5 separate regions of the Mus musculus genome follow, and regions 1, 2, 4 and 5 are each linked to region 3. A link is a loop called in an ENCODE intact Hi-C map of the cell type or tissue named here. Cell type or tissue: heart. All regions are shown on one strand. Region 1 overlaps Jade1 (jade family PHD finger 1). Region 2 overlaps Jade1 (jade family PHD finger 1). Region 3 holds the start of Pgrmc2 (progesterone receptor membrane component 2). Region 4 holds the start of Sclt1 (sodium channel and clathrin linker 1). Region 5 overlaps Gm40038 (a long non-coding RNA gene).

Region 1 (5,000 bases), 520 kb after region 3:
TTTTGTTCTTCCTTGTCTCTTCCTAGCTCATGGTGGATTCTTGTCAGTCCTTGGTGGTTGGCTTGCCCATTAGTCTTCACGATGTCTTCCCTGTGTGTCTGTCTAGATAGGGTTATCTTCTCACACAGTCCTGGTCCTGTTGGATTAGGTGCCTGCCTGCACAGTGTGGTCTCAGTTTACATAGTTGTGTGTCACAACTGTTTCTAAAGGTCCCGTTTTCAGGTGGTGGTGCGGTCCTAAAGTATCTTCTGGGGGATACAGGATAAACCATAGCGTTCATGTGTTTACGTATCAGCTTAGCTGTGGAAGGGGGTCAGGCACCCCTTTGACTTTTCGTCTTAGATTTTGGTTAGTTCTGTGTATGAATATTGTGCATGTGTATGTCTGTGCACCACCTAGAACGACTGGTGCCCAGAGGTCAGAAGAGCACGTCAGGGGTCTCCGCTGGAATTGGAGCTCTGCGATGGCTGTAAGACACTGCCTGTGCTGGGAACTCTGAGTAGTCAGTGCTCTTAACTGCTGAGCCGTCTCTGACTCCCTTTTCGTGAGCATTATTTCAAGGTGGCAGTAGACCCACCTTGGTGGGGGCTTGCTGTTGTCTTTTAGTGAAGGTAATTTAGAAAGCTTAAGCATAGATACAGGGGCCTTTTACCCCTCATGTAACTTAACAGATTTATTATTACTTTGTGGTGGTGTGTGTGTCTGTCTATCTGTCTGTCTGTGTGAATGCTGGAGGAAGTGAAAGTTGGATCCCCTCAGCTGGGCATATAGGTTGTGAGATATCTGATATAGGTGCTGTGAGCCACACTGGGGTCCTTGAAGGGCAGCAAGTGCCTTTAACCACACAGCTGTCTGTCTGTCGAGTTCTGTATTTGACTTTGAATGTGGTGGTCAAGTGATGTGGATTTGCGTGGGGACATGTGTACCAGGCAGTTTTGTGATTTAGAAAACTGTCCTGACGTACTTTTCTGTGAGGCCATCAGTGACTCTCGGAGAAAGTGGAAAGTTGCTTGTGTGACCTGAGCTCTGTGTTTTATTATTGTTCTTTAAAATAGCCCTGGCTGCCTGTATCTCAGTGTATAGGCCAGGATAGCCTCCAACTGAGATAATCCTCCTGCCTCTGCCGCTGAGTGCTGAGATCACACATACTCACTGCCACACTCAGAGATCTGGGTTACCCCTTTCTCTATAATTCACCTCTAGGGCTTTAGAAAACTCCATGGCTTCACCAGCGGTGGCCCCGTCTCAGCTCATCTTCACAGGGAACCCTGAGACGGACCTGTTTTGTATCTGGGCTTTGTGGTCCAGAGGGCGTCTTGCCCTGGAGTCCCTGTGGAGGTGTGTGTGATGGGAGGCCACACGACTGCCACTGTTGCTGCTGCCTCTCATTGACCTAGTGACCCTGAAGTCTTCTGACATTTGCTGTTACGAGATTTCTGCTTGAAATCCAGTTGTGCTCTGTGCTTCAGAAGTCTGTAAGCTGCCATCAGGGCTGTGTGCCAACACCTTAGCATGTGGGTGGCAGAGTTGGCCCTGATGACTTCCGCTTCTTCTGCTCTCGACACTTCACGCTCACTTTATTTTACTTTCCGTGAGATTCTTCATGGCTTGTCTTTAAGGCATACTTGATTAGTGTAGATGTGCCTTTCCAGTAAACGAGATCCTCGCTTCAAAGGGAGCTCTAGAACGCCATGGCGTTTGAAGCCCTCCTACTACTGTTGAGATCTGTAAGAACACTGCTTTGCTGGTAGACTTGTTGACCACTGCTCATTCGTGGCCGCGCGGAGCTCTCAGGACTGCGGTGTTACTGTTTCTTTGCTGAGCTCCGCTCTCATCCTTGTGTTTTCCTTCTTGTGTCCTGGGCGTTCGGATTTCATGGTGGCTGTGCTGTTTCTGCCTGGAGAAATAGAGCCAGGTTCCTGTGACTTCCGACTTGCAGTTCATTTAAGGATAACGTTGTGAACTGTCTGGGTTTTAAAGGGCTGTCTGAGCACACTCCCGGTACTACCATGGGTTTGTTTATTTACTCCCCTTATTGAAACATTTGCTTTTTCTTTCTTTAAACCAGCATAATGATTTCAGTTGTAAAAGCCTTAATTTCTGCAGTTTGGGTTGTCTTGTGTAATTTTGCCAACTTGTGCAAAACAGGCTTTGTTTTTAAACATCAGCGAAAGAAACCAAACTCTCATTTTGAAATGTCTCGCTCTTCTGCGGCTGTCTGTTCGCATGAACTCTGTTGGACTCCAGTAGGAGGAGTGTGTCCAGCTTGAGCAGCGAATGGTTGCCCAGCCACTATCACCTTGGCTTTGGTGCTTTGTTTTGCCTTCGTTCCGTGTCACGCCCATCATGAAAGCAGAGAGAGGTCTGTTGTACCCTCTTGAAGCCTGCAGCCAGGTTGGAGCATTGGCTGCTCAGTGGTTGGAACTGTCTTATGGCTGGGTCTCTTCCGCACCACAGCAACACTCGTTATTTTAGGATCCCTCTTGTCAAGTTCTTGGGACTTCCTGTGCTGAAGACACATGTGGCGTGTCTTTGGAGCTCAGGCACATGGGTGCTTGGAGGTGGGCTGGCATATTTCCTCGAGGGTCAGGATCACAGTTAGGTGGATATGGGCATGTCTACTTTGGTGTGGCTCTGTGAAAATCCTTCTAGATTGTTTTTCAGTTCACAAATAGGGGCTGGGCGATGCCTCGTAAGACTTGCTGACCGCCCTTCAAGAGAACAAAGGCTTGATTCCTAGATCCCACATTGGCTGCTTACAGCAGGCCATTACTCCAGTTCTAGGGGATCCAGCACCCTCTTTTGGCCTCTGTGGGCATTACACAGTGTGTGGCACAGTGATATATAGAGGCAAGACACCCATACACATAAATAACAAAGTTGTGGCCTTACAGGCTTGCTATGGGATCCTCAAGGTGCCAGAGGGCAGTTGGCTATGTCGTACATGTGCCCTGGGAGTTCAGCCAAAATGTTTGCTGTGTCCCAAGAAAGGCGGAGCTATGAAGCCGACCCGCAGCGGAACCAAGTGGGTCCACGTCAGCTGTGCCCTGTGGATCCCTGAGGTAAGCCTGCTTTCTGATAGCATCTTAATTGAGACAGTCCTGGTTTCCTGCTGGGGTTGGGTAGGTGGGAGTGAGTGACTCACAGGCAGCAGTAGAGCTGCTGGGTCCCCTCTGTCCCCAAGCTGATCCTGAGCAGAGCGGGTCTGTGGAGGGGCTTCCTGGAGGCAGCAGTGGCCTGGTGTCCACAAATAGCCCCACTTTTCCATTTCTGGAAACCCTCACGTAGATGACAGCACTCACAGGCCAGGCCTGGCACCTTCACGGCTCTGTCCTGAGGGTAGCCATGCTACTGTCCCTGCCAGTTTGTGTTTGCCAAACTCCGAGTGCAGTACCACAGTGCCCTAGGTCACACTTCTGTGAGCTTTATTTAAATTCTTCCTCGGCTTCCACCTTGTTAATTTCAGGTCTGCTCTAATTTATTTCCAGTCCCAGACCTTAACTAATTTAATTTGCATGGCTTGTGATGAGAATATCATTTGTCATTTAAATTCCAGTATTTTTGGTGTGTGATTTGCTGCATTTTTTTTCCCTCCAGAGGAAAATTGCCTGGGTATGATTTACATGGGAGTTTCACTGGATCTTTTGGTTTAATATTAACCAGTTTGCAGTTCATTATTCCATATTTATCTTGCTAGATTTTTACTTTTAATATAGTTATGTGTTCTGATGTAATACTATTAAATATAGTTTATCTCTTTGCTCATTCTATTATTTAAATATGTTTACAATGGGTTTTTAGTCCTTAAAAATTCTTGTCAATCTAAAGTCTTTTTTTAAAAAAGATTTTATTTATTTGATATATATGATGTACTGTAGCTGTCTTGAGACACACCAGTAGAGGGCATCAGATCCCATTACAGATGGTTGTGAGCCATCATGTGGTTACTGGGAATTGAACTCAGGACCTCTGGAAGAACAGCCAGTGCTCTTAACCTCTGAGCCATCTCTCCAGCCCCTAGCCTTGTTACGATAAGATAGATGTTTTTGCTATCAGATACTTGAAAGAAGTGAAAACTTGTAGAGAGGTCTATAAAGACTGGCAAGCTGGTATCAATGGGGGCTGATCTCTGGGCTCTGCTGCTGCTAGTCCAGAGCTGGGCCCTGGGGCTAGCCCTCAGGTCTGTGTTACGACTCTGATTATCCGTGTCATGCCCATCTGGCTATTTTGGATCTTTAGGTAAGCATTGGCAGCCCTGAGAAGATGGAGCCCATCACAAAAGTGTCTCACATTCCCAGCAGCCGGTGGGCGCTTGTGTGCAGCCTCTGCAATGAGAAATTCGGGGCCTCCATACAGGTAACAATGGCTCAGTAAGCGTAGCTTTGTTTTCCTCCTCTGTGTGCTAGGGAGCAGGGTGGGGGAGGAGGCTCTACACAGCATTCATTGGAGGGTTAGGAGGAGGAAGGTTATCTGGAAATCTGCCTGGGTTTGGAGGCAGTTCCAGTTTGTCTGGCCTAAGCCTAGTAGAGTCCTCTTCTTTTCATAAGCAGACATTCCTGGTAAGAACCGAGGCTTAGATACTCTTGACTGTGGCACTTGAGTTGTCTAGCCTTCCACTGTAGTCTCATTACCACAGACCAGTCTCACAGACCAGAAGTCCTCAGGGCTCCCTGCTGGGGATGCCTGTAGCTGAGGTAGGTGTTGGGCAGGCCTCTGCTTTTACACCGGGAGGGAGTCTGGAGCACACACACACTGCTGCCCTAGTGAACCAGCCAGCATGTAAAAGGCTGATTGATTGCATTTACATGGCCAGGTACAGGTAAGTACAGAAAGTCACGAGGTATGCAGAGTTAATGGGAAAATGGTATCTGTGTGTTGTCTGAAACTCTTGAGTAATTGATTTCTGGGGTTCATTCATTCATTGATATCTAGTCGGTTATGATTTGAGGCCTAGAACACTGTGTTGAAGGTTAATTTGGACTCCAGCAGGGACCCAAGTA
Region 2 (5,000 bases), 480 kb after region 3:
GCGCGGGTCGGGGTGCGCGTCTCAGGCCGCGGCCGCGGCGGCTGCAGGACGAGCCGAGAGGCTCAGCCATATTTGATGGTTTTGTTGCTTCGCTCGGGAGTTCTCGGGAGTAATGTAATGCCGAAGGTCGCTGCCTAGTGGAAATAATATAGTACGTCATTAATATGGCGCCAAAAGATTGGGCTGTGGATCTGTAGCGCGGAGGGAGGAGGCGGCCGCCCGCGCCGCGGCACTATCCCACCAGCAACTTGGGCATCGCCGGGTGGGGGCCGGCAACGAGGCCGGGATGGCCGCGGAGCCCGAGAATTGATCGGTGTCGGATCAGTAAGTTCTATTCCGATTATTATTTTCGATCGGAGGAGGGCGAAGGTTTAGAGCTTTTCCTTTTAAATGTACGAAGAACATGAGGTTTTCAGGTGATTCATCCAGCGTTTTCAGCAGCAGAAACCCAGTTTAGTTTATACATTAAAAAAAAAAAGCCCAACTGCCTTAGGCTGCATGAAAGTGGAAAGCATAGTAGCAACTTGGTAGACAGATGGCAATGGTAGAGCGCAGGTTCGCGTACATATATGTTTCCAGAGTGTTTGACAGTGTGTGTTTTGGGGGGGAAGGAGGCTGTGAGGGTATGTTTTCCCAAACATAGGTGTGAGGGGGTACATCTGTGTGAAGTGGCCGCAGCCCTGGTTCCTGTCACCGCGTCACCACATGTCCAAAATATTCATTGCATCAATTCAAGGGCAGTGAGAAGGGGATGAAGGGACAGCTTGGCAATTAGATTTTTCTAGAATGGGTTTCCAATGATGAGACCTTTTACTTCCAGCGAGACTGCTTGTAAAGTGTAAAAGACTTAATCGGTGAAATTGAGGAGGACTTCATTGGTAGAGCAAAGTACCTATTAATCATGAACTTAAAAACGGATTGCAGATTGCAACCTTTGGCACCATCTGCAAATTGTGGGGGTGGGGTCTCTGTGTCTCCTGGCTCCCTTATGAGCACATGCACATGCGGTGTGCACCCCGGGACTGCAAGTTGCAAAACCTTCCCGTGCACGTGTCTGGTGCCTGTGAGTGTGTTTGCGAGTTGGGTGCTGTTGTTCGGTAGCCAGTAGGCTTTCTGGGTCGGCTCGGCGTAGGCTTGCAAATGCGGGAGAGGGATGGAATGTGGAATGTTGACCGGAGAACCGAATCCTTTCGGAACGGTCCCATTTGCTGGAGAAATTCGATACCTTCCACCTCCTACCCGCCCCCCCCACCCCCCTCCCGCCCGCCTTCGGGCAGGAGGCGGGGCTGAGGACGCCGCTGCTGCTCAAAGTGGCGGAGCGCGGCGGCGGGAGGCAGGTGCACAGCACCGCCGGTGGGGGTGCCTCAACTTCCGCGGGCGTTTAAATAGCAGCCGGGCTCCCCTCCCACCGGTAATAGGTGACCTGGCGCTCGCGGGCGGCGGGGGAAGGGACTGGGTACGCCGGGGCACGAGCCTACGCGGCACGTGGGCAGGTGCTGGTTGGCCCCAGGGCCAACTTTTGCAGCCCGCCCTCCCGCGCAGGCAAGAGGTGGCCGGCGCAGAGACGGGGCCGGGCGGCGGCCCCAAGGCGGTTCCTTGTCGCTGCCCGAGCGTCGCCTAACGGTCCCAGGCGCTTCGGGTCCGCGCGGGGGTGGCCCGGCCCCGTCCCCACGCCGGAGTCCCGCACAAAGCCCGCGGCGCGGGGTGGCCGCCGCCCGTCGCCGTCCCTGTTCCCGCGTCGCGGCGGCCGCAGGCGTTTGTTTGTTGCTTGCGCGCCGCCCTGCGCGCCGGATGGCTTCCTGTGACAGAGGTGATCCACAGTTTCCAGAACTGTCTGGGGGCGGGAGCGCGAGCCGAGCCCGCCGCGTTGCTCCACCGCCGCTCTGCTGCTCCCCGGGCCCGCGGGGAGGCCGGGGAGGGACGGCGTAGCCGTTTGCAGCGGCGCAAGTGGCGTGCGGACGCGAGGGAGCGTTTGATTTGCAACTGGGGCCGAGCGGATTGGTGCAGCTGGTGGCGGCGGGCGGGAGCGGCGGCGGGGGGTGGCCACTTTCAAACGCCGAGGGCGGCGGCGCGGGCGCGAGGCCGGCTGCGCCGCGGGGAGGCGGTGTCATCCCCGCACCGGGGCCGGAGTTACTTTCCCCTCCTCCCGCGCTGTTGTTCCTGTCGCCTCGGGAGGAGCGGGAGCGCGAGGGGGCGGCGCCGCGCCAAGCCGGGCCCTGCGCCTGGCGGGCGGGCGGGTGGCCGGGATGCCCGCGGTTCGCGGCCCCACCCCGGGTCTCCAGCCTGTTTCCCCACCCCACCCGGCCTTCCCCAGCGGGGATTCGGGCCCTGCACCCCTTTTAACGGAGCTATCGTTCCCTCCCATCCCCCACATTCCCCCCACTTTCCAGCCCCTAGAGCTTCCCTGTGCGGGCCTCCCTCCGCACTTCCGACCCCCCCCCAGTCCTGGGTCGAGGGCCTCCCATTCCCACCACTTATTCCCTGGCTTCAGGTTCCCCCCACACCCGAGACCCTCACTCTGTGACCGCCTCTGCGGCCCATGGCTTTCCGGGCTCCGCATCCCCGCTCCCGGCTCGGGCTTCACACCCGGGCTCCCCCTTCTGGGCGCGCGGGGGCGGCCGCACTCTCGGCGCTGGTGAATTGCTGTGAGCAAACAACAACAAAAAAGCGGGCGATTTAAATGTGCCTTCGAAACCGGTTTGAGCTCGTCATCTCTACGAGACCCATTTAAAGCAGCTTTAGGTGGCTTGCTTTCTAGAAACGTGGTGGCGAAGGTCTTCCGCCCTTTGTTGACCCGGACCTGTGGGGAATTTAATATTTCCTTATGTGAAATGTTTGGGTTTGGCCACAGAGCTCAGCTTTTAGGAAAGTAGAAGAGGACCTCAGGTCCTCATTCCTGGGAAGGTTTGTGGGGTTCCTTCTCAAAGGGCTCCCTTAGGTGTTCTTTTTAGAATACCTGTGGTGGAGGAGGTAACTCTCTGACCGCTTGTTGCTGAAGGCTAGTTAGTGCCTATCAAAGCTAATGAACTCATTTCAAGACAGAATAATTTTCTTGAAAACGATTCATTGGTTTTTAGACCACACTAGTTAAGTCCGTAGAATGGACTGTACCTGGAGAAAGGAAGGGTTCATTGGACTTAACTCGGTTCACGTTGGGGATTTCTTGTAGGTAGTAGTCGATCACATCCGCAGTTGAGGTGACCTGCTCTGTGCAATTCAGAATTTTTAGTCTTTCTTACCACAAAGGTCTTAAGTTCCGCTTACTATAACTTTTTTTACATGTTTGAAAATCTTTATTACATTTAGTATTGTTGACCTTTATTACATTTAGTATTGTTGACCAAGGGCATTGTCACAGAAAACTGAAAAACGTAGATGAAGGGGGCATGTACTATGTCTGCTTAGAAGCAAGTAGAGGTTTATACTCACCTTAGATTCAAACCTGTCTTAAATGCCGTAAGTGGCCTCTTGAAAATATTGAACCACGCATTGCCTGAGTATAAATCTAGCTCTGCCCCAGAGTCCAACATTCTCTTATCAACTACGGTCAACTGAAAACATTTTTTGAATGTTTGCTGTTTTATGCCCTTAATAAAGTTTGCGTATGTTTGTAAATGTATTTGACCTTGAGTTTCATCTTCTAGAACAAATACAGTTTCCTGCTAATGTCCGAGGTTTGCGCGTTTTTTATGTCCATGCTTGCAGAGTGGATAGTCATTCCCAGAGTGTGTAGTAGACTTGAATTTTGTTCTCCTTCACAGTCCCATGTTGCTTCCTTGTAGCAGGGATCTCAACTGTCAGGAAAAGCAGGACAGGACTGTAGCTAAGTGATGCTGGAGCTGCGAGCCTACACTGCCTGAAGCTCTGGATTCAGTCCTCAGCATAGCCAAAGGGGGCAGGGGTAGCCTGTCTTCCTTCAACAACTTGAAGAAGCTCTGTACTCTATGAAAAATGACTTTACTCTGTAGTCTGCGGTTGCACAGTAGACAGAGTCATAGACAAGTTTAAGGAGTTGTAATTTAGAGACAAAGCTTGCCTAGCCTAGAGGCTTGGGGGAGACAGTGAACCAACCATGGGGATGCACAGACAGAAGCAGAGTTTCGTGTGCCCCACAAGGTGATAGACTATCCCTTGGGTCAGAAAGTTATTAGTGGTGTTAGTTGTTGGAAAATACAGATGTTTTACTCCAGTACAGTGTCTGTGTGCTTGAATCCAAATAAGCCTCATATCCATGACTTTTTCTTGTCTGCTAGCCTGTTGAACTGTCTCATTGATTACCCATTTCCCATTTAGCCCTGATCACAAGGCCAGCTTTTTTGAAACCACTGGCCCTTGAAGGACCATTCATTGCATGTGACCTAACTTTTTGACGAAGCTCCTGAGAGTGAGCGGACGAACCTAGGGCCGTGAAGTAAACTGAGTTAAGATCCTCAAATCAAACGTCTTCATTGTAATTTGGGAATCTTAGATTTGGAAATGTTTGAAAAGGAAGTGTGGTTTTCTGGTGTATGTGTTTTCAGATCACCTGGAGAAAGAGTTGTCTTAAGTTTCAGTTGTGATGTGGCTGGGATGTAGCCTGTGCAAAGGTCTCGGATGGGGATTGCATCCTTGACAGGGCTGAGTGAGGAGGGACTAAATGACTGTCTACAGCTATGTCTCCTGTCCCCTTCTCTTACTTGTCCTTTGGTTTAGTATTAAAAGTACCTGTTACATCATTTGTCAGTGGGCTGTCAAGAGTTGGTACTTAAGCCAGTTTCCCACAGGTTTATTATAGATTGGGTAGTCTCTGAAGGTTACTGGGACATTGCTGGCAGCATGTCTTGCTTCTGGTTTGAAATGGCATTGAGCTTTGGCTAGACACTGAGCATCTTAAACATCTTTCTTTGTCAGGTTCTCCCTTAGGAGGTTGGCACTGCGTACAGCATTATGTTCTTACTCCCCGATTTCCTCTGTGACACTTGGAACTTGCTTCGAGTCCTTCGCTTGTAAAATACATTGAC
Region 3 (5,000 bases):
AAAAGAACAAGGAGGTGGTTCTCTGTTCTTCTTGTTTTCAGACGGGTCTCACTATGCAGCCCCAAAAGGCAGAGACCTTACAGAGGCCTGCTTGCCTCACTCCAAGGCCTCCAGGATGGTTCTTCACTATTATCAGTGCTCAAGCCCAGGGACCCACTCTACAGCACACCTCTTAGTTTTCAACCTCTGCTGCGGTTGCCATGGAGACTGCCAAACTGACTCTTTCCGGATGTATAAGGACTGATAATGGGTCTTTTTACAAATACTCTAGACAATCTTTAACCACTGAACACACTTCAATCCAATGAGGGAAGTGTGTAACTTGGTACAAAATCTGTGCAAATTCTTCACTTTTAAAAGTTTATTTGACTTGGTCCATGTAAACAAGGTACTTGGGTCCTATTCTCTTGTTCCACATGCTCTTAAATTAAAAAAATAAAAAAGTACTAACCATGGGAGCTGATGTAAGTAAGGAGACATGATTTTTGTGTTTATATATCCAGAAGGAAATACACACACACACACACACACACACACACACACACACACACAAAGAGATTAACAGATCCAACATCAAATGCTTATTTGTGTTTCTTAGCTCTAATCCAATCAACAAACCAAAACACTCCTAAAATAGCATCCAACTGAGCATAGAAATTAGAAGCGTCTTCAGTGTCAATAAATCAATCAGGGGCAATAAGGAAATTAAAAGGAAACCTAGCTTAAAAGTTGGATGCATACCTTCCAATAAGGGGTCACTTTGGTCTCTAGCTTCATTCTTACAACTCACGCTCTCTCTTCTCCTCCCCCTCCCCTTCTGTCTTTAAAGTTTAATATTAAGCACTGCATAACCAGGCCGCACAATGTTGTTCAATTTTATGGGCTACCAACAGATACCCGGGGTCTGAAGTTTATTTGCACAATCTGCAATATAGATTACCACTACACTGCAAAAGGGCCTCTAACGGCAACTACCTTCCACGTAATTTTCTGAAAGTAAAGTTGTAAAACCTTCAGCACATGCAGGGCAGGGGGCGAGAAGTTCGACGCTTCTAGGTTCGTGCCCCCCCTCACCCCCCCAAGGCGTCTCATTCTGCTAAGGGAAAATACAATAATTTATTTTCAACGGGTATTTGAATACTTATTTTACTATTAGCAGAGAAAGAAGGAGAGGAGGGAAGGAGGGAGAGACTGAGAGAGTCGGAGACAAGAGACACGCCTGCCTCCTGGGCAGATGAGCTCCACCCCCTACACTCAGGGCCAATATCTTTGCCAGTCTTACTTATTAAGGTTTACGTTCTGGTCCGTCCTCATTTTACATACAGTTGTTAATCTTGGAAAGCATCTTGGAGCCCAAACCGACTTTTTAGAAAAAGAATGAAAACGAGTCCGGGGTGGTTGTGAAACCGAGCTCCAGGGCTTGGGACTTGAAACTACGTGTCCCTAGCCCTGACTCTCGGCAGACAAGTCCGGAGAAGGGAAAAAGTAGGCAAGTGTCAAACAGACAACCCAGAATAAGAAGAAAGCTGTCTTAACACTGGGCCAAAAACTTTGGATCGCCACTTTAGCCCTCTTGCCCCGACAAAGCCCAGAAATCAAAACGCTCCGAGGAAAGGTTGAACGCCAACGTGACTAGAGACAACTCTTAACAATTTTGAGAATTTCAGCCCCAGGAAAAGCTGCGAGGAGATACGGATTGGGAAAGGCAAGGAACGCCGAGCGCAGGTCTGTGGGGCGCCACTGAGCCCCCCACGACGCCCGCAGCTGGGGGCGTGCGCGGGGCTGCGGTCCAGGAGCGGGGCCGCGGCGGGGATAGGGTGTCCCGGATCCCCACCCCGACACCCCTCACTCCTCACCGGGGCCGTAGAACTTGCTGCCTTTGGTCACGTCGAAGACTTTCCCATTGACCGCGAGCAGGATGCGCGGCGTGCGCGCCCCGTCGTACTGGCGCAGCTGCTCCAGGCTGAAGTCCCGCTTCTTCATGCGCGGCAGCGTGGCGGCCGGGCTCTCCTCGCCCGCCCCGGGTCCCGAGCACAGACCACGCCGCCCCCAGCGCACCCACAGCCGGTAGGCCCCCAGCAGCACCAGCGCCACCAGCGCCACGTTCAGCAGCATCTCCCCGCCCGTCGCCAGCAGCGCCGCCACCCAACTGCTCCTCGCCGCCGTCGCTCCGGCGCCACCCGGGCTCCCGTCGCCGCCACTCTCCCCGCCGCTCCCCAGGGTGCTTAGCTTTACGTCCCCATCACCCGCCGCCATCACTGCCCGCCAGCGCCTTCCTCCTCCCGCCCCCTGCCCTCCCCAAGCCCGCGGCCCTGCCCACCAGGCGGCGCTCAGCCAATCACGTGAGGGGCTGGGGCGTGGCAGCGCCGGCTGCTTATTGGCTGTTGGCTGGGTAACGTTGTCTGGCTTCGCTCTCGCAGCTCGGGCTCTGGCTGGCAGCGCGCGCGGGCAACGCCCCGCCCACCTCGCCCCACACTTCCCTGCTCTCACAGCCCCAACGCTTTCAGCCTGGGGAGTGTAAGGGAAGGGCGGGGCTGAAGAAAAATAGAGTGTGCGTGGGGCGGGGGGGGGGTGGGCCGAGCCGGCTGTGCGCGTGCGTACTCGCGCGTATGGGCGGAGCGCCGTCAGGGCGCGTGCGCGGGCCCTGGGACGCCACGCGCTGGGCTCTTTTTAGCAACCCCTCCCTGCTGCGCGCGCGTGCGCCCAGAAGCGGCTTCTCTCTGAGACGGCTGGTTCGCGTCTGTGACGACGCACGGCGGAGGCCGCAATAGAGCGTGAGCTGCGGGGCCGCGTGTGAAGCTGGGCTTCGGGCACTAGCCCTAGCAGCGCCGGACACTCGGGTCCCGGCCCACGCTGCTTTTGGGCAGTGCTCCTAACAGGAGTCGGACGCAAGCTCTTCTGCGCTTTGCTCCCCGGCGGTGGGCGTGCGCGGATAAAGCAGCCTGTGGCTCTAGCTCCATAGCCTTGCTCGGGGCCTGCGAGAGTGCTTTCCAGTGTGAATTCCACCCATCTCGCGCCCTCAGCTAGTTTGACAGGCTTCTGTCACTCTGCTTGTGAGGAAGGAAGATGCATCCAGGGAATGGCCAGTTCCTTATAACTTTGAACAACCGGGGGTGGGGGACAGGTATAGACGAATGGTGGCAGCCTAGGGGTGAGCTACCCGGCATAAAGGAGCTGACTCAGAAAGGAGCTGACTCAGGCTTTGGCGTGAACAGTATAGAAAAGTAGGGATGGGCTTTTCTGGCTGCTATTAGTTTTTAGGTAACTGTCTTTAGTGTCAATGGACAGGAGAGCCCTACCCACTAACGGTACTGGTGATCATAACTTCCCTAGAGAGGTTTTAACACTCGAAAGGATGGGAAACCAGCCATTGTACATAAGACTCATCGTGGCTTTTTTTTGGGGGGGGGGGGGGGGAAGGTGCTGAAATTTTTTTCTGTAATGGATTATATATTTAGGTGCTGTGGGCCATAAGGTCTCTCTGTCCCAACTGTTACATAAATAATAGAGAATGAGCATGATAGTGTTTCTATTAAAAATGTACTTAGAGACACCGAAATTTGAATTTGTCATGAAATACCGTCTTTTTGTTTTTGAGACGGTTCAGTGTGTTCCAGATTGGCTTTGCACTTGATATGTAGATGAAGATGGCCATGAACTTGCATACCAGCAAGCACATTCCCTTGCCCATCATTATGACTTTTAAATCACTTAACGTTAAAGTCGGTTCAGCCCCTGAGTAGGTATAGAAACAGCCTGTAAGCTATATTTTGCCAATCCCAGTCTGAGAATTTTTTTTTTTTTGAGTCAGAGCTGTTGTCTTTAATTGAGAATTAGTAAGTGACCATATAATCTTTACACTGCAAGAACGGGAGTAAAGCCAGATTGGCACAGGCCAACCTCAGTAGTCACCAGAAGGGTTAGAAGTCACAGTTCCTGTGGGACTTGCTAACAGAAAATGGAGATGTCAGTGATGGAAACTGGTTTTGGGAAAGAACGGTGGTAGCAATCTCAAGTATCTGTCAGTTGAAATAATGGCAGTAGGAAGAAAGGATCTCGGAGGTTTCATAGTAGGCATCTTTCTGTTCAGAATTGGGTCACAGGCTCTCCTTAAAACATTACCGTTTAGTGAGATTGCCTTTTGTTACATGGCTTTGGGGAGTGCTTAGGGAAGACTGTACTGGACATGGGGCCATGGCTGGTCACTTAAGGCATTATGACATGGAAAAACCTCTTCCTTACTAGTGCAGACTTGCTCCCTTGGAGGGTGCTACCAACTGAGAACCACTGGTATTAACTTGGCCAGGCATAACTCTGAGCTAAATTATGAGATAAATTTGTGCTTCGCTTAAGTGGTTTAGAAGAGAAGAATTGAAAAGCATTGTATTTCTGTTGCCTCCTACATGGGATGGGCAATGTTGGATTGCTGATACTGTCTGGTGAAGCAGAAAGCTTTATGCCCTTCCTAAAACAAATGTCTTGACTTCACATTAGAAACCCTACTCTCACTTGGAGTCCTCTGAACAGGTTATCCTTAAGGTTAGCCTCCTGAACTAGTCCAAAGGAGTTTTTTATTTTTTCATTTTATTTTTGCACTGTCATAGTAATGTCTTCTAGTAGAATATTCCCGCTTTGAATACCTCAGTAACTTTCCAGCTGGTGCTTTCCCAACTTCACTGCTTCATGAAGGGACTCATCTTGTATTTTAATTTCCTTAAATCAAACATCAATCTCAGGGGCCAGGAGGCGGGGACTTAGCAATTCAGACAAGCTGTTTGCATTCAGGGATTTCCATAAATCCCTGTGTGGCCCCTTGTCTTTTCTTAGATAAACTAATCTCTGAGACGTCCTCCCTTAAAGTGATGCGTTTTTTTCTCTATCTGTTCTTTTCCTCTAATGACTTGTTCCTGGGCCCCTGCTCGCTGTGTTCATTACCTACTCCGTGACTGCTCACACTGCTTCCTCGCTGGATGTCCTTACATTTCCTCCTGTCCAGGATC
Region 4 (5,000 bases), 660 kb after region 3:
ACTGTCTTGTTTTTAAACAAAGCATTACTACCAATTCCTCAATGTTGCCAATAATTTGGACACCTAAACCTTTCTTATCAGTAAACACATAGTGGTATGTCAAGATTCTGTCCAAATGGCATCTCCTCTGGAAGTAGTTTAATAACCGCATAATAGTCAATATTTGTTTAGCTCCATGTTAGTAGATGCTATTTCAATGTTTGCTCAATAATTCCATCAACTACTTGGAATCTGATGCAAACGAGTCGGCAGTTGCTGCTGCTTCAGTGTATTTTTGGTATTTATGTATCTCCTTCTGCCAGCTACATGCTTGGAGAACAAGAATCTCCTTACATCAGCTACATGTATAGCACCTGGCACGTAATGAAACATAGGTCAACATCTTTTAAACTAACGACCTGAGCAATGCCTGGAGGTCCTAACCTGCAGGCTTGGAAACTCTTCCTGGCCATCAGCCCTCCAGTTTCTTCGAGCACAACAGACGCATTGCATTACAAATCTATTTCGTGCCTGGCCGACTCCAGTGCACGCTCAAGGAATATTCTACAAGTATTTACTAGCGTCTCAGCTTCGTTAAGTACATACATAGCCTCATGTACATCACCAAGCATTTTGTGCAGAGCACTTCTTTTTAAGTTTTTAACATTTTTCACGCTGGGACCCGACCAGCATTCACAACACATTAGTAGGTCAACGATAGCGACACTGCACCTTACAGATGAATTTTCCATCAGGGAACAGAGCGCGCTTACTTTGGTCTCTCAGTAAGTCGATTTCTGTGGCCATTTCGATATTTTAGTTTGGAGTTTTCATCACGTTTATCGATTCCTCGCAGGGGGGAAAGAAGGTATTTCTCAAACAAGCAAGCAATCGAACAACAACAAAAAAGCAGCCTCCCGCTGTGAGGGCAAACAAAAAGCTAAGGGGTCGCAGGGGCAGCCGAGCCCTGGCGCGGAGACATCAGCATCCCACTCACGCGGCGGCGCAGCCCGGCCCGCCGCTCCGCGGAACCCAGGCGACGCGCCTCAGACTCCGTTCCGCGCTCGGCCGGACCCGGCCGGACGAGAAGGGCCGCGGAGCCGCGCGCGGCCGGAGGGCGCCGAGTTCCCGTCAGACCGCGCGGGAGGATGACCCTGCGACGCGCCTGGCTGGGCGGCAGCGTCCCCGCCGGCTGAGGGGCGACGCCAGGGCCGCGGGAAAGCAGGAGCGGCCGCGGAGTCCACTCGGCCCGCCCTGCGACTTTGAAAGCGGTGCCCCAGACCGTTCCTTGGAGACGGTGACGCCGCGTCCGTCATCACGCGTGCGTCGGTAGGCGTCATTGCGCCGTCTCAGGCGCAGGCAGGTGATTGGCTATCTGTCAGGCGGTGGGCGGGTCCCTGAGGCCGCGTTGGGGGCTGAGTGGGTTGCTTGGCGCCTTCCGCAGTGGCGCAGCGAGTGTCTGTCTGAGGTAGTGTGGCGCATTTTTAATTTAATTAATTTTTTTTTTTTTGTATGGAAACTGTGATAGGAGCAGGCACTAACTAGGTAGGGATTTTCATTGCCCACCCCCGAGTCTTGGTTTTGCAGACACTAAGCGTCTGTGGGAGTCTGTGCAGAGAGGTCTGTGAGTCCTCGGGCTGAGGTGACTCAAGGTCCCCTCACCCCGCCCCCCAGTTTAGAGCTGTCGCTCCTAGGTCTGAAACTGGTTCTTGTGCCTAGAAAAGAGAACTATTGTCCAATATTTAACCCTGTGGCTTCAAGAAGGCACCTGGTCAGGATCCAGGATAGCCTGCAAATCTAGCAGGTATTTCAGAGATGTTTCTTCGGATTTAAGGAAAGATAAAATTCTGCAAAAATAAAATGAAATTTGTACTGGGGCATAAACTACCGTTCACAGTTTTACGAAGTGATATTATGAGTATTTGAGCTGTAAAGCTTGAAACATAAAACATACACAAAATATTGGGGGCAAAAGACATTAGCGATAAAAAAATGCTCACTTGAAGTTTATCATTGGCTTTTGAGGCTTTTAATTGATTATATTTTTATGCATTGAAATACAGTTTCTTTAAATATGCTCAGGGCCTGAGATAGCTTGGTTATGAAGTGCTTGCCTGGAATTCCCCAGCACCCACATAAAAAGCCAAGCAAATCCCCTTTAATTTAAAGATTAAATGGCCTTTAATAGTAGTGCTTGAGAGGAGCAGACAGGATGAGGGAAAAGGGTGCTCTCTATCCAGCAGCCTAGACAAATTTGAAAGTGACTCCAGAGTCAGTAAGTCATTGTCGCAAAAAGTAAAATCAGGCATGTTAATAAGATTTTTTTTTCCTGTTTGATAATATCTGGTGAAAATAAAGGTAGGTTAAAAAAGGTGAACAGCCTTTGAGAATGACATCCCACTGATACTCTGCCTCAAGCTCAGTCCATACACAGCTATAGACGTACTCCCCCACGTGGACACACACAAAAACAAAACAAAAGGCATGTATGCCCTGGATGAAGTTTGGCTTTTTGTTTAACCGTTGAAGACGTTTAGTAATCTTGTACTCATAAAACAGTATCAACAGTGTTACCCTCATTCCTCTAAAAAGAGTCGCTGCTAAATATGTATGTGTTGGCACTAGCCATGCAAAGGGTTAGTTTAGCTTTGAATCAGTGAAAATTCAACCCGGTCTGGTTTTTAGTGGCCATAAACGTAACAAAAAAAAAAAAAACACACTGATTGTGCAAGCTCCATTTCTTTTTTAGGTTCACTATAGGGTACTTTCTGAGGAACATTTTTTATTGACTCAAAAAGATTTTCCTACATTTGGTAGGAATATATTAGGGTGAAGAAAGCCAAGTGTGACTTCTGTATTAAAATTATCAATGGTTTTGTCTAAACTGAGTAGTGAAATAGAACTTTGATATTTGCACTTGAAGTGCTTGTTTTTATATGATCATGGTCAAAATAAGCACAAGCCAGTTGAAGTTTCATGCATTGAAAACTAATGGCAGGTTTCACTGGTAATTTTAATAAATTGACACTAAACATCTAGTATTGACATTAAACATGCTAGGCTTCTGTCTAGCAAACCTTCAGAACATATGAAATAGGAATCTAAGTAAGCGAATTGGAAAGCTAGCTCATCACAGCAAGAATTTGAGCCCAGAAAATATGGCTTCAGTATCACAACCGTTGACCACCATGTGATATAAATTATGCTGAATGTTTTAATGTTTATAGCTAGCTTCTAATTGCAATAAATGAATGGCTACTTTACATGTTTTATTATAATCTCCAGTGATTTACTGTTCATTTTTCAAATGGTTTTATAATGTGTTGTAATGTGTTGCTGAGTTAGCCTTCCCCCTTAAAACAATTAAAAAGACATAAGCACCCAGAATTCAAATGGTGTGATTAAAAACCTTCAGATGTTCCTTTGTGTGTCCTCTCAACATTTTCACTGAAAAATCAGGTTTGTCTGTTTCAGAATTCCTAGTTCCTCCCTCTAGAACGCAGGAGCAACTGGGCAGAGCCTAAGAGGGAGCTCACTGCTCAGACCTGGGCCAGAGACCACAGCTAGCACCAAACTTAGAAGAGCTTCCAGGTCTGTGTCCTATCGGTTCCTATTGGTATGTCCTTTGAGCATCTCTTCAAAGTCTGTCTTTACTTGGACTGAAACCATTTGATAGTCCCATTGCCTCCAGCTGGCAGGTTCCCTGACTTTACTTTCTTCTCCCTCCTTTTCTTTTAGAAATGTGTGCTGCAGTGTCAGATGCGAACTAAAAAGCAGTATGGACTGTAATAAAAAATTAAAGATTTTGTTTTTTGTTTTTGTTTTTTTTTGTAAATGAAGGAACTTGGAAATTTTCCTTAAAAATCATTTTATTGAAACAAATATTCCTTAACATTTCTTTTAAACTTTTTTTTTTTGTCTCCCAAGCAAACGTGTCTCTCTTTTGATTTCCTTACGTAGAAATTAAAACAATTGAAGTTTTAACTCTTTTTAAAGTATAAGTCGAAGAAGATAAGCTAAAAGTGAAAACTACAGCTTAACAACCTTGTTTTAAGAAAGCTGCTAGTAAAACTGTAGTAGGCTAGTGATCAACTTGGAAGTATTAATTCTGACTGATGGTTCATCAGAGTGATGAAGGTTTATGAGGTCTAACATTAAGCGGTTGGACTTTGAAATATTTTCACCTTATTCATTTGTAATTTTTATTGTAATGAGCTCACAAATAAAATACATAACCGAGTTAAGGCAGCCTGTCAAACAAATAGTCCCACACTCCCAAAGGCTTTGCATTGCTGTGCAGTACCTTCAGAACACCCAGGGTGGCCTCATTCAGGGCTTTACCCTCTCACTACCAACTACGTTTTTATGTACTTCTCCACCATCAACAAACAAACAACCCCGCTCCCCCAAAAAAGCTGTGACAAAGTTGAGGCTAGAAAAGCAATTAGCTTACATCCTCTTCATGACTTGTGTCCTTTTGTCTGCCACTGCCTTTCCTCGTCACTTAGTATTACTTGCCCTTAGACTCCTTTCTAAATATTATACCCATACTTGAAGCTATTTCCATATGAACATGTATACATTAAAGTCTGCTCATGTATTTACCTATATACATTATACATAATGCAACACTACATGGACCCAGCATATTATATTTATGTATTTATGCATATTTATGCATGAATGTGTCTTATTAAAGAAAAAGAGAACAATAGAGACAATATGTGAAAATAGAAGGAGGGGAACATTGCAGGGGGAACATGAACATGATATAGTAATAAGGGATTGAAGATGATCAGTATACTATATATGTATGAAATGTTATAAGAGTGCATTAATAAATGCTAAGAAAAATAGAAATATACCTACTGATAATGATTTTATATATGTATATATTTACATATATATATATATACATACATACATATAATGTTATGTTAACATCTGTCAGAAACAAAACAAATTTGTGTACTAATGAGATGGATATATTTATTTTTACACAAATGATTAAATCTTGGCTA
Region 5 (5,000 bases), 78 kb after region 3:
CTCAGCACGGAGGCTTCCAGACACATATGTGACAAGAAATTTGGCACGAGCTTTACAAGTGTCAGATGTCTAGGAGAAAGCAATATGGGTATAGTATTTCTCGTGCTATTTCGGTACCCTGTGCATGAGCCTGCAGCATTAGAAAAACTACTTCTCAGCTTTGGGTGATAGCCTTACTGGCGCTCGGCATGCATGTCTGAAAGTGCAGTTGGGTGACATACTGGTTACAGGCCACAGCAAGTCACCTACAATCAAGGGACTGGTTTCGAGGGAGTGCCCTCGAGGGGCCTGGACACGTCACATGCTGTGGTGACTTGGGAGGCATGGCCTGAGACTTTCATCAGATGGCACCACAGAGGTTTCAATCAGCTCTTGCAACATCCTGTAAAGTTGATAAACACAGCATCTTCACCTTTCTGCTGTGATGTGAGATCCAACAGACAGAGCCACTGATGCTTATAGTTGAGTATATCAGAAAAGTGACTTTGGAATCCATTTCTTCTCTATGTAACTTGAGACATCTGTCTCCAGGCAAGAGAGTATTTTAGGAACCTGGTGACCTGCTGAAAAGACTTGACGATCTCTGTCTGTCTGTCCGTTGGTTACCTAGCAAACACAGAAGTGGATGCTCACAGTCAGCTAATGGATGGATCACAGGGCTCCCAATGGAGGAGCTAGAGAAAGTACCCAAGGAGCTAAAGGGATCTGCAACCCTATAGGTGGAACAACAATATGAACTAACCAGTACCCTGGAGCTCTTGACTCTAGCTGCATATGTATCAAAAGATGGCCTAGTCGGCCATCACTGGAAAGAGAGGCCCATTGGACACGCAAACTTTATATGCCCCAGTACAGGGGAACGCCAGGGCCAAAAAGGGGGAGTGGGTGGGTAGGGGAGTGGGGGTGGGTGGGTATGGGGGACTTTTGGTATAGCATTGGAAATGTAAATGAGCTAAATACCTAATAAAAAATGGAAAAAAAAAAGCCAAAAAAAAAAAAAAAAGAGTAAATGCTTAAGGCATCTGGCCTAATGGCAGCGAAGGAGCAATGCATAAGGAAAGGAAACAGATTGTGAGATGCAGGTTGTCAAGGTGTCCAGTAAAGACTTGTCCGTCCAGTCTGAGTGATGATACACCCTGCTCTCCCTGCATCCTACTGTTGATTATTTACGTATCAGGGTCTCCCTAGGTAGCCCTTGCTGGCCTGAAGCTCTCTATGAAGACTATGCTGTTTTTGAACCCACAGAGATCTGCCTGCCTCTGAGACTCAAGTGCTTGGATTAAAGGTGTGTATCGTCATGCCCAGCTTTAAATCTCATTTCTCCTTACTTGCTTATTTAACGTCCGGTGCTGAGCTGTGGACATCACAGTTTATTAAGACCAAGAAGAGCAGAATGGAGAAAATTTGAATGACTCAAATGCTGGGAGGGAAAAGCTTCAAGAAAACGAAGGCCCCACTATGAAGCTGTGGGAAGGAGGAAGTCCCTGGGGGCTCTAAACACACGACACAGTCGTGCTTTATAGCAGACAATTTTCTCTAAACAAAAGTGGATTTATTTTATCTCACAGCATGAAGATTTTAGAGTCATAGAAACAGATTTTTTCTGGCACAGGGGATGTTTACCCACAAGAAATGGGCTCCTCAGAAAGGAATCCAGACTTCTGAAGGTCACTTTTGATTGGATTAAATCAACAAGGCCTGACCAGGCTAATGGTTTCTGATGGTTCCTAGAACCCTGAGGCAGGAGGCTTGTTAGTGATGGTGGTAGCTAGGGAAGTGTTTAGATATACAGAAGAGTTGTAAACCGAGTGAATAGCGTTTCTGTGTGCCCTTCATTCAGCTTTCCCCACAGACATTGTGCTTTGCCTTGCCTCAAGCAGGGTCCTGACTAGTATTCTCCCAGTACTACCAATGACCCCACACATCTATTCTTAATAGTCATTCAATACAGCTAAATTGAATTATTCATTTCCCCTCATTTCTTCAAATGGTTTAAAAAAATAACCTTTATTTTAAATTAGATATGCATGCATATAAATGAGTGTAGGTGCCCACAGAGGCCAGAAGAGGGCATCAGATCCCTGGCAGCTGGAGTTATAGGCTGTTGTGAGCCACTTGACATGGTGTAGGAAACTGAACTTGGGTTCTCTGAAGATCTGTGCTCTTATCCACTGAGCCATCTCTCCAACCCCACATGTCTTCTTTCTTTGAAACATCTTACATTTTATTCAAATACCTGCTCAGACCTCTACAGTCTATTCCAACTAAAATAAGATTTTCTTCACCCCTGACTGTTTTCTTGGTTGTTCTTTTTCCCCCCCCCCCAGAGTACTAGCTCAAAGGTGATTTGTTGTTGTTAAAAATGTAAGGCTTCACACATGAGCTGGACCTACAGCCCCTCCACCCACCCAAACACATATGTAACAGATGCATATTCAGGTCCTCCAACAACTGGAGTGGCGCTGTCCCTGACTCTGTTGCCTGCCTGTGGATCCTGTTCCCCTAACTGGGTTGCTTTATCTGGCCTCAGAGGGAGAGGATGTGCCTAGTCCTGCAGTGACTTGAGGTGCCAGGGAGGGTTGGTTCTCAGGAGGGACCTCCTGCTTCTCAGAAGAGGAGGGGAGGGGAGAGAGGGAGAAGGGAGGGCGGTGATCGGGATGTAAAGTAAATAAATACATCAATGGGAAAAAAAGTGAGGCTTAGCCCCATGTTAAGGTGCACACCTTTAATCCCAGCACTCTGGAGGCAAAGGCAGGTGGATCCCTAATGAGTTCAAGGCCAGCCTGGTCTATATAGTATGTTCCTGGATAGCCAGGACAACACTGTCTTAAAACAAACAAATAAAATTTTATTTGTCTACTACTAATAGTTATTTGTTTGGGGACAATGGCTTTGTCTTCTTGTTGCTGATTTTTATGCTTAGAATATGATACTTGGGAGATTTTTTTGCAAGATACTTGTTAAAACAGCGATTGAATGCAGACATGGTCACCTGTAGAAGGTACCATTCGTCACCTTCAGAAGCCTTCACGTGTTTTTACACTTATAATTTACATATGTGCACACAAACTGTGATTCCCATTTGGTCAGATAGCTGTATTTTAAAATGTCTTTGGATGATGTTAGGAAATGATTTCTCATTTTAATATCATTATAACATTGTAGTCGCTAATCCTAGGGAGTAGTTTTGGAATGAAACAATAAAGCATTTTATTGAAACACAGTTTCATGTTGCTGGAGACTGATCTTAAACTTTTGATCCTCCTGCCTCCACCTCCTAGGTGTGGGACCTATGGACATGTGCCACCGTGGATGGCTTGAAAAGGACAACGTCTATGGAACAGTTTGAGCTGGCAGAAATGTGGTAACACGTTCAAGAGAGCTATACTGCCATCACTAATTAGCACTGTGGAAAAGTGAAAGAGTCATACAGCCCTGTCTATGTCATGGGAATCACAGGAGGCACCAGCTAATTAGGGACTCAGAGCCTTGCAAGTGGTTTAAGATCGTGCAAAGTACTGTGTGTTGGCCCTCCTCAGCAGGACAGGTCTGATTCTTAAAGCCTCATTTCTTCTTAGAAGATTCGGGGATAGGTGTGAGGCCAGTATCTATCTACTAATACATTTACTTATCTACCTGTAACCAGCAGAAAGTCCTGGACCCACAAAACAATTCTTTGTGCATAAAGGCAAATAAAATCGCACAAGATTTTATGAAAGTGTCTCTGGGTAGATCTGTCAGTTAGGGCTCTGTGCTCTCATCCAGATGTGGAGGGCCCTTGCAAACAACAGGGCTGCCGGAGGAACAGTATAAATGAGGCAAGGAGAAAATCCAGCTCAGTGTGACTCCATAGAGGAATTGATTCAAACCTCTAGAGTCTGTGTGCTGATTTGAATGAAAATGGTCCCATAGATACCTCAGGAATGGCACTATTGGGGGTGAGGTCTTATTGGAGTAGGTGTGGCCTTGTTAGAGGACATGTGTCACTGGAGGTGGGTTTTGGGGTATAAAGATCTCAAGCTAGGCCCAGCCTCTCTCTCTCTCTTCCTGCTGCCTTTGGTTCTAGATGTAAAACTCTCAGCTCCTTCTCCAGCAGCTTATCTGCCTTTGTGCCACCATGCTTCCTGCCATGATAATAATGGACTAAACCTCTGAACTGGAAGCCAGCCTCAATTAGATGTTTTCCTTTATAAGAGTTGCCATGGTCATGGTGTCTCTTCACAGCAACAAAACCCTAACTACGACAGTCTGACACAAGGTAGATTATTTTAGACATAATTTAGTTTGTTTTCAAGACAGGGTCTCACTATATAGTTCTGTTTGTCTTAAACCTCACTTTGCAAACCAGAATGGTCTTAAACTAACAGAGATTTGCCTGCTTCTGTCTCCCAAATGCTGAGATTAAAGGCATGTACCACCACACCTGACATTAGGCATATGTAAGTACAGTACAATGTGGCAAAAAGTTTCCTGGTAACAATTAACTCAATCTTTTGTGCACAATAAAGCTTAAAGTACGACTACATCAAAACTCTTTTCTAAAGTACAATTGACTTCTTCCACAAAGATGAGTTCTATAGCTTCAGGCTTAGGGGAGGATCTTGTGTGGTTTCTGTCATACAGACATAGTCCAGAGGTCACCAGGCTATAAAGTATGTGTGGCATCTCCCGTAAAGATGAGTTCTATTGATGGAGAAACAATGCTAAAGATAAAGGTCTAGAGAGGAGGTCTGGGCTAAACATAAGAGTCTGAGGGAGTCAGGTCTTGCCTGACCCTGCAGATAGCACAGGTCACTAGGCTATCAACAACTTTCAGCTCTAGCCTTCTGGGAGGAAAATAGGTTATACATTCCTTTTGTTGAAGAGCCGACCCCACATGTTTGACATTCCGGGTTTCCTTAGTGCTTATCTCTGACACAAGGACCTTTGTGCTCCCAACATCCAGACAGTTGGGGCCTCTGTGTCGTCATTCAGGCAATTGGGGTTCTATGTTCTCATCC

The links. Hi-C counts contacts between places; a loop is a spot of excess contacts. Peaks named below come from ENCODE experiments on the same cell type or tissue, not always from the same donor. Only the 100,000 strongest peaks of a DNase experiment are listed, where the experiment ranks them.
Region 1: it touches region 3 in a loop (2.6-fold over the local background); 3 of 42 quality-filtered maps call a loop at or near these places.
Region 2: it touches region 3 in a loop (3-fold over the local background); 13 of 42 quality-filtered maps call a loop at or near these places.
Region 4: a loop joins it to region 3, with 3 times the contacts of the local background. A loop is called at or near these places in 9 of 42 quality-filtered maps.
Region 5: a loop joins it to region 3, with 2.2 times the contacts of the local background. A loop is called at or near these places in 4 of 42 quality-filtered maps.

The regions. Positions count from the first base shown.
Region 1 is chr3:41,597,128-41,602,127 of GRCm38, forward strand. It overlaps Jade1 (jade family PHD finger 1), which reads left to right. Exons shown (of 11, transcript NM_001130184.1): 7 at 2,895-3,062; 8 at 4,240-4,356. Among named protein-coding and RNA genes, the nearest start is that of Jade1, 44 kb to the left of the region's middle. In heart, CTCF peaks have their summits at 2,811 (motif pointing left) and 3,904 (motif pointing right); DNase peaks (open chromatin) are centred at 2,334, 2,894 and 3,284; H3K27ac peaks cover 1,266 bases.
Region 2 is chr3:41,563,593-41,568,592 of GRCm38, forward strand. All of the region lies in intron 1 of Jade1 (jade family PHD finger 1), which reads left to right. Among named protein-coding and RNA genes, the nearest start is that of Jade1, 10 kb to the left of the region's middle. In heart, CTCF peaks have their summits at 1,365, 2,054 and 2,619 (motif pointing left); DNase peaks (open chromatin) are centred at 619, 1,309, 2,099 and 2,589; H3K4me3 peaks cover 3,115 bases; H3K27ac peaks cover 3,008 bases.
Region 3 is chr3:41,080,739-41,085,738 of GRCm38, forward strand. It overlaps Pgrmc2 (progesterone receptor membrane component 2), which reads right to left and starts at 2,308. Exons shown (of 3, transcript NM_027558.1): 1 at 1,857-2,308. The coding sequence starts at 2,256. In heart, a CTCF peak has its summit at 2,326 (motif pointing right); DNase peaks (open chromatin) are centred at 1,253 and 2,473; H3K4me3 peaks cover 3,677 bases; H3K27ac peaks cover 2,858 bases.
Region 4 is chr3:41,741,243-41,746,242 of GRCm38, forward strand. Sclt1 (sodium channel and clathrin linker 1) reads right to left here and starts at 1,272. Exons shown (of 21, transcript NM_001081411.1): 1 at 753-1,272. The coding sequence starts at 786. It overlaps D3Ertd751e (DNA segment, Chr 3, ERATO Doi 751, expressed), which reads left to right and starts at 1,376. Exons shown (of 6, transcript NM_001099785.1): 1 at 1,376-1,447. In heart, CTCF peaks have their summits at 1,444 and 2,430; a DNase peak (open chromatin) is centred at 1,329; H3K4me3 peaks cover 2,308 bases; H3K27ac peaks cover 1,939 bases.
Region 5 is chr3:41,158,778-41,163,777 of GRCm38, forward strand. The region is part of intron 2 of Gm40038 (a long non-coding RNA gene); the gene reads right to left. Among named protein-coding and RNA genes, the nearest start is that of Gm40038, 12 kb to the right of the region's middle. In heart, a CTCF peak has its summit at 2,058 (motif pointing right); no DNase peak of the experiment used is centred here; H3K27ac peaks cover 546 bases.